Regions from separate parts of the Homo sapiens genome. Here regions 1 and 3 are each linked to region 2. Evidence: chromatin contacts called from ENCODE Hi-C or POLR2A ChIA-PET data. All regions are on one chromosome and are shown on one strand. Each heading gives the region's core, a stretch centred on a gene start or an enhancer-like site at or near the end of the contact. The rest is flanking DNA. Distances are from core to core; before and after follow the strand shown.

Region 1 (2,700 bases), core at 159-2,658, 620 kb after region 2:
GGCAACTAGGAAAATCCCCACATGCTCTCTGGTGTCAGCCCAATGCAGACTGAGGCGCGCTGTGCCCGGAACCACAGGAAGCCGGGCATCTCTGCAGCCTGTGTCCCTGCCAGCTCCCCCTACGCGCTGAAATTCGGCAGGGAAGAAGTTATGGTGCCCAGCCTCTGTGTGCAAGACAGAGACACCGCGCATCATGGCTCTGAAAATCAGCCAAGTGGCCGGGACGTCAAAGCGGCAGAGCAATCAGAATGCCCTGGAGCCGGGGATGGAGGGGCCACATTGTTTGAGCCCTCGGATTTTGCTGCATTGTCACCGCCCGGGAACGTGGGGGTAGCAGGAAGCGCACCTCCAGCCAAAAATGGACCGGACGCATTCCCCCCCCCTCCCCGCCCCGGCAGCTCCCTCCCTGCCTGTCTGCAAGTCGCAATACGGTAGGCGACATGACTGCTCCCGCTAAAACTCAGGTGGCAGGCCCGGCTGAGCGGCGCAGCCGGCCGGTAACAGGGAGGCGCTGGGGGAGCACCCACACAGCGCCTCCTCCCCTCCTGCACCCGTCCATGGGAGCAAGGGCCGGACCTGGCCACGCGCCCCTCGAGCGAGCACCGGCGAGCCCGTGCGGAGGCTCTGGGCGCTCTCTGGGCTAACCACGGGCATTGCATGGGACACAATTGTTCAAAAGCGAGCCCAAGGCGAAGCGCAAATCCAGAGCTTTGGTTCACAAGGGGTGGGTGTGGGCTGGGAAGGGGGATTACGTAGGTCTCTCCGCCCCCTCCCCTGACACCTCCTCGCCACTGGGAGGGCGCTGAGGGGCGGGGGAGGCGCTGCGAACCCGCTTGGGGGCTTCTTTGTTTCTCTCCGTACCCCGCAGGAGGGCCGGGTGCGCCTGCAGTACCCAAGCCGGGGTCGCCACCCGGGGATGCCGGCCCGGACCGGGCGGCGGCGCGACCCAGGCTGACAATTGAACCTCGCGGGAGAAGCGAGAGGGTGGGGAGGAGGGTGGATCTCGGCCCCGAGAAGGGAGGGCGCTGCCGGGGCCTCGCGTGCGGCGGGGAAGCCGCCCAGAGAAGGGCGGGGGGGAAGGGGCGGCAGACAGTGTCCCCGCGCTACGCCCGCTTACCTTGGCAGCCCTGGCCTGGGCACAGATCATGCTCCTGTCAGCGCGCAGATTAGAGCTGGGGGGCGCACGTGCCCCGCATAGTGCACCGGGCGCCTGGGACTGGCTGGGGAGGGGACCCTGGCGACCGCCCGCTCTCGCTGCGCTCTGGCTGCCGGGTGCCCCGAGAGAGCGGAGGCCACGGCCACTGTCACGGCGGAGGGGCGCGCGCGGCTCGGCGAGTGTGTGCGCGAGGAGGGGGCCGGTTCGGTCAGAGTCGCACGGTGTTCCGGCTCCAACAACAGCGCCTGATGCGCGGTAACGCAGCACACTTCATCGCTTTATCCTCCCGCTTGCATCCCCTCCCTCCCTGCCTGCTCCTCTGTGGGTACCAGACTCCAGAACCAACCACAAGCCGGGCTTGCTCTCATTAGCGCTGCCCCGCCCTGCAGCCTCCGCGCACCCCCACCCCCGCCCCCGCGGTAAATATATATCGATTCTTGTTACCGCCGGCCCCATCCTTCCAACACCCAGCACGCGTACTGGGCATATCCAACACCAACCCTGGCTCCTCGGCCCTTTTGTGTGTGTGCAAACAGTGTAGCAGAAAGGATGCGGTACAGACACTCTAGGCGGGTACCCTGTGACAGGTGTTCTTGGCCTCTGTCTTAGACACTTTCCTCGCTTACCTTACACACAGTTAAGAACGCTCAGAGACACATTTCAGGAACCGTCCTGTATTTGCACAAGCACACAAAACATCGTAATGACAAATGCAAAGGATGAAAATCACCCCAGAATATCTATTGTTGGGCAAACCTAGCTCCCAAACCGCGTTTTCTATTACACTGCACACAGTGTCAGAATGCTAGAACGAGAAGGAGGCAAAGTCTAGACCCTTCCAGGTACAGCCAACTGAGATGCAAAGAGAAGTGAAATGCTGGTTACTATTGGTGGTTGGCTGCTCCATGTATGCACATTTTTGTGCATCTGGTCGACATTTGGTTTGTGTGTGTTCACATAAAATGCAGAGGCTTTGAGCACATAATCTCTATAGCCTGGGATTTTATGATCCAACCACATTCTCTACAATGCTGATTTATTCCTTCCCATTATTTTGCCCAGCATCCTCTACATGAGCTTTTTTTCACTTTCTGAGAAGTTATCTTCTTTCCCAGACCCCAAACTCCGCCTCCTCTAGAATAAACAAAGGCTTCACCCTGACTTCAGAACTCCTTACTGAAGACCTGAGTACGGACTTGTCAAAACCAAATCTCCTTCCCCTTCCACCCACAGTGGCTAGTTTCTCAGTGCCTCTCATTCCACTGACCTGCCTCTTGGCATTGATTTCACTCTTACAACTGGAACTTTCCAGAACTGGAAACTTTGGACGATGTGAAGGCAGCTTCACCAGCTGTGCTCTTTTCTGCAAGGAGGCACAGCCCTTCTCTTTCCGTATTCCACTTGGGGTGCCCAGTCCTTTCCTGACAGACCCTTTTCTTTGCCTGACAGCAGTCAGATCTTCTGGTCAGATGAGCTCAAAGCAGACCATTTTCAAACCTTAGCTAAGAATCCACACAGAAAGCTGTGCACACATTTCTCCGGAT
Region 2 (2,700 bases), core at 131-2,630:
AAATGGTCAGAAAAGCCTATTTAATGTTTTATTACTTACAAAGTAAACATATTTCTCTTTCTGGTACAGAACGGGAGCTAATTGATCTCGGGTTCATTTTCATGAACGTTGTATGAAATGCACATATACCAAACCTCATAAGCTTTTTATTAGTTGATTTATTCTTTGAAATATTAAGCTTGGTGTAAGGTATTATAACCTCAATCTCTTTGAAAATGTAATAAGTCAATAATCAATGTTGCATCAATGAATATTACTCAGTGGATGCCTATTTTATTTCTTCTTTTTCTCTAAGAACCATTTAAATAGTCCTTATGGCCGAGCACTTCACAATCTGATTAGTTTCTATTAATTCTTTGGAAAAGAAACATTCTGGGAAGTCAGAATTCAGCGGTAGGTTGCTTTGATAATGTGCTCATTTAGCTAGTGGATTCCAGAGTGATAGAATGTATGTTTGGCAACCTAATTGTTGTGGAGGAAGAAAAGAACTTCTGTTAGAAGTTTTTAAAAAAGTTTAAAAATTGTTTTTACCTCATCAAAAGTTTGATGTCTTGTGAGTTTTATAGCATGCATAATATATTAATGCCATACATGACACATGTAAATATATATATATTTTTTCTGATAGGGATGTGTGAGCAAGAGTTTAAAGAAGAATGCCCCAGTCTAAAGTTAATTAGTCTTGGAGTGATGGCTTCGCAGAGGAAAGATACTGGATTTCAAGCTTGACATTAAGGTGATAATAGTGGTGACTATGGAATAATCAATATAAAAATAATAACAGCTAACAGTTACTGAGCGCCTACAAACTGCCAGACACTACTCTAAGTGCTTCACATCCTCATAACAAATTTATGAGGTAAATGCTATTATTATCCACCAGCCTTCTGAAATTTTCTTACCCCGTTACTCCCTGGTGTTAACTGGGTACTTAATTTGTCGAATAAAATAAAATTTAGTGCTGCCAAATTTGTCAGCTGAACGGGGCGGCAGGAATTTCAGTGCTAGAGTGGGGGGCCAGACGGCCCGGGGCTTCGTGTCCTTGGAGGCCAGCGGAAGCGCCGCATACCTGTGAGGAGCAACGTGAGCCGGTGGCTTATATTTCCTGGGCTAGTGCTACTGGACTGAATGCATTTGCAATAACCGGACGCAGAAAAAAAAAAAAAAAGCGGGGACCAGGGGAGGCGAAACCCTTCCCGGCGCGAGTCCGAGCGTCTGAGAAGCAGAAGCCACACGTCCCGGCGACCTAAGTTCTGGATCAGCCGGCCGGAGGACCCGTGTTAGCATTTACAATCCGAGGTGAGCTGAAGCCTCCGGTTGTCCCGGTTCGACGCTCTAGCCCTGCGAGCAGCCGACGCCGGAAGTCTCTACTGCTCCCCGCTGGCGCGCAGGACCGCGGGCATTTACCCGTGCTTTCCCAAGCCTGGAAGAACTCGTCATGCTCTTTGTAGCGTGGTGCTTCTGTTGCTCACAGGTTAGTCTCCCGCGGTATAAGAGTCTCCGTCTTCCCCCCAGCAAGAAGCGTTTGTTCCTGCAATTCGGGGGGCCGCCTTTGCGCGCGGGGTGCGCTGCTTCTTGGAGAGTTCCCTCACGGGTCACATCGCGGAGGTTCGCGCCGGCGCCGGGTCGCGGCCTCCCTGCGCAGCTTCTTTGGCACCTGGTAACCTTCAGTGGCTCCGTCCGCTCGGAGTTAGGAGGCTGTGTCGAGCTAACCTTGACCTTGTCCTGCAGTTTTTGCTGACCATCCCCAACAGCACACTGTAAAGAGTTAGGGTCCTCTCGAAGAGTTGGGACTGGGCACTTTTGTTGGTAGTGCTAAATTTCAACACCCTGAGGAGTACGCTGCCCAAATTATTGTAGGAAAGAATTACCTGGTTTAGTGGTTATAATACTTTTTGTCCCCACCACACTTGAATAACAGAAAAACCCTCCCAACAGGGGCTGACTGCAAAAGTGATTTTCTGTGTAGGGGACATTGGATGTATTTATGTATATATCAGTGCCTATCAGTCTGTATGTGTGTTTGGGGGTGGATGCTGTGTAATTTAAAAAAATCTATGGAGATTCTGATAATTTGATAACCTGTTTCTCCGGTCTTCCCCTGATTCCTCCCCATTCTCCCCGGAGGGCTATTGCTTTATTTCTGAGGTGGCTCACGTTTGGATAGAAGTAGCAACTCTCCGCTTACACCTGCACGTTTAAAACGCATATCAGATTGTGTTATTTCTGTCCTCAGAATCTTCCTGGCCTTCCCGTTGCTTTCAGGATAATACACATTTCTTAGCCTAACTTCAAGGGCCTACAGGGTCTTGATTCTGCTGAGTTTTTCAGTCTTTGCTACTTTCATGGAAAACACACCTGCAGGTACACTCATATTATGCTCCCACCATGCCAGTCTACGGTAATTTAATAACTTTAGATATGGCAAAGTTTTATATGGTTTACTCAAGTTTTAATTTTTGTTCTAGCATTTAGCCAAAATCGATTGAATTCATAATATTGCTAGGCACTGTTTTAAAAACGGGATAAAATGAAAACAAAACAAAACACAAAACAAAAGTCTTCAGTCCTTTAAAAAAATAAAACAGCTTCCTGACACATAGTTCACCTACCGTAGAGTTCACCATTTAAAACGTAGCGGTGCCTCACGCCTGTAATCCCAGCACTTTGGGAGGCCGAGGCGGGTGGATCACGAGGTCA
Region 3 (2,723 bases), core at 191-2,690, 660 kb after region 2:
GGCACAACACAGGTAAGCGTGGCTGATTCCTGCCGATTAAGCCAACCCCAGGCTTCCTGTTTCATGGATAAAGACCACATTAATATCCGTGGCATAAATGAGGTCTAGGGAATCCAAGGCTGCTGGCAGCAGGGGAGATAGGGCATATGTGGATAAGAGCGGATGATTCTCACCCACTAGGCCCCCTGCTTCATGGGTGCAAGCCGCTCTTCCACCCAAGGTGGCACCTGCCAAGGTTGCTGGGACTTGGGGATGCAAAGATGGAAGAGGAAAGAGGATGCTTTTCCCTCTCTCCCTCATGTACCTCTGAAGAAGGAATTTATGAATTTTACAAGTATAATCAAAGACAACCAAAAATGTTTACTTTTTCCTTCCAAAGCTAACTGTAGTGTAGCCCCACCCCGTAGTGTAAGTTAGAGAAAAATACTAACTGCCTGTTTTTCCTTTTGTGCTCAGCGAGCCTTATCTGTACTTGCTAGTTTCACATTCCTTGAGGCTCAGCGAGTTCCTGCTTCACCTCCCTAGCACAGCTGCAAAGTTACAAGGTTGACACAGAAATGGTTTATACAGTTAATGGTTTCCCAAAGATGTGAAACATGTAATATAAATAAATGTAAAAGACTGATCAACTGCCTTTGCTCTCACTTCTGTAAGTACACTTCCTGCATCACATAGTTCCCGGCCACTGGCTGCTTAAAAAGTGGCTGTTTTCTTTGTCCGGGGCTCAGACTTTCCTGGACGCTAGTCCTACTGAGCCAGGTGATCACCTTTTAATAAAGACCTTTCCTGGACTCACTCTGTTCGGTCTCTCCCATCTTTGATTGTCCCACAATACCTTGGGTATCTTCTAGGAAGAGAAGGGAACCAGGGATGCCTGCCCCCCTCTTTCTAGATGGGTAGCCATTCGCCTTCAGTCTGTACCCCTTTTGAATGCATCCTGAACCTCTAGGACTCCTTTTAAAAAAAAAAAACACCTTCTTTTTTTCCTTTCTCCTCCTCTGTCCTCTTCACTGATAGGTAATTGTGTCTTCATACTATGGGACACTCCCCTCAGAAACATCCTCCAAACTGGAAAGAATTAATTTCCCAAACCTTAACCTGGCTGGCTTAGGAATGGGCTCAGGGGAAGGGAACCCAGAAGACTGACATGCTGGCAAAAGCGTAAAGTTTTTTCTTAACCAGTTGGGCTTTTGGCCTTGTGCAAACTGGTAAAAGGCCTTGGAATTTTTGAGCTGTTCTTACCCCTCTCCTTGTTTTGTTTTGATACATGTTTTCTAATAAGCTGGTTTGTCTATTCTTGCCTTCAGGCCATCAAACTACAGTCAGTCATGCAACAGGAGCCTCTGATGACGACCCTTTCTGCTGGGAACCCTTAAATAGGCCTCTGAGGGAGCTCTGACTGCGGCTTCCCCCAAAACAGCGCCCCCTGTCAGCAGGAGGCAGTTAAGATCGCTCTTCTTCCTTATCCTTATTCTAATGGCAGTTAGATGTACCTCTCTAGAGCGGGGAATGAGACAGCCAGGTGGGAGGGGGTCCCCAGAGAAACTCCAGCTGGCCTGCACACTGGGATGGAGCCACAATAGTTCACATCCTTTGCAGCAGGGAGGAGCCAGCTCCTCCTCTTCTGTGTGGAACCTGGAATTCAAGCCGCTGGCGGCAAGCACTCTAGCAGGGACTCTGACTTGTTGAGGATCCCTGTTTCCCCCTTTTTCTCCCCACTTTTCACCGAATAAAACTTTGTCTTACCCACCCTTCAAACCGTCTTTGAGCCTAAATTTTCATGGCCCGGGGACGGACAAGGACCCTGTCTTTAGCTGAACAGACCTGCAAAATATTGATGTCTTTGCCTGTAACTCTTGCCTCCCCGAAAGGTATAATACTCAACTGCAACCCAGCTCCCTCAATATTTTAAATCTTTATTGTAAAAACATCTTATTTTAAGAAATGGGATGTGCAAGGGAAATGGTAATTATGTTCCCAAAGCATCAATAATTTCAAAAAGAGAATGCAGGGGAAGATTGCTTTCCATAGTTTTAGCATAGAAAGTTTAATACTCTATCACAAACAAGGCACCTTCTCCCTGTAGCCCTCTGCAGCTTTCAGAGCACACTGTGATACAATTTCAAAAGGAAGCCACTTTTATAAATTCATACCCACCCTGGTGTGCAACTGAAAAAAGTGAAAAAGTAAAACCCACTTTCTCAGGACCTCTTGAGACTGTGTTCCCCCGCCATGGTCACTCATATTGGCTCAGAATAAACCTCTTTAAAATATTTTACAGAGCTGGTTTTTCTGTTAACAATGCCTATTTTATCAGTTATTTTATTCATTTACCCCTGAAATCTTAAAACAGACTTAAGGAAATTCACAAATACCAATAGATAAGATAAAGCTACGTTAACAATAAGTAAGGAAGGAAATATGGGCAAAAGAAAAATAAAGCAGAGAGCTGGGATGCCAGATGGCTTGAAAGTCAAACATATGTAAATAAAAAGCATTAATAATCATCTTAATTATATTCTATGTTATATTTTATTTCAGATAATGGAGCTATTTTTTTCTTTCGTTGTCCAAGTGGAAGATGTTAAAAAAGAAACCCTCAATGGTAATGCAGTTTATACCAACTTCACACAATCTGTTACACTCATTGATCCGTGGAATAATCATGACACTCAAATGAATTTGTATGCTGGTATTTACTATGGGAATGTAAAAAGAATATT

The links. Hi-C counts contacts between places; a loop is a spot of excess contacts on that map. ChIA-PET counts read pairs that join two places held with the same protein, here RNA polymerase II (POLR2A). Pooled maps may share reads with other maps.
Region 1: a loop to region 2 is called in a map of chondrocyte, with 2.1 times the contacts of the local background. The contact joins the promoter of HECW1 here to the promoter of COA1 in region 2. A Hi-C loop is called at or near these places in 1 of 168 maps with a recorded cell type or tissue (chondrocyte) and 6 of 50 pooled maps. POLR2A ChIA-PET finds 5 or more read pairs at or near these places in 1 of 52 experiments (activated CD4-positive, alpha-beta T cell).
Region 3: a pooled map shows a loop between it and region 2 (4-fold over the local background). The contact joins the enhancer-like site here to the promoter of COA1 in region 2. A Hi-C loop is called at or near these places in 6 of 37 single-sample maps with no recorded cell type and 8 of 50 pooled maps. POLR2A ChIA-PET finds 5 or more read pairs at or near these places in 1 of 52 experiments (WTC11).

Annotation. Positions count from the first base shown.
Region 1 is chr7:43,111,355-43,114,054 of GRCh38, reverse strand. It overlaps HECW1 (HECT, C2 and WW domain containing E3 ubiquitin protein ligase 1), which reads right to left and starts at 1,408. Exons shown (of 30, transcript NM_015052.5): 1 at 1,118-1,408.
Region 2 is chr7:43,728,203-43,730,902 of GRCh38, reverse strand. COA1 (cytochrome c oxidase assembly factor 1) reads left to right here and starts at 1,380. Exons shown (of 6, transcript NM_018224.4): 1 at 1,380-1,474. RefSeq lists enhancers at 1,070-1,269, 636-1,364, 1,365-2,094.
Region 3 is chr7:43,070,573-43,073,295 of GRCh38, reverse strand. It overlaps LOC107986790 (a long non-coding RNA gene), which reads left to right. Exons shown (of 3, transcript XR_001745189.2): 2 at 1,308-1,442; 3 at 2,542-2,723. Among named protein-coding and RNA genes, the nearest start is that of HECW1, 41 kb to the left of the region's middle. Within about 2 kb of position 1,440, at least 3 of the 41 ENCODE cell types and tissues checked have a DNase peak (open chromatin) inside an H3K27ac peak, as active enhancers do.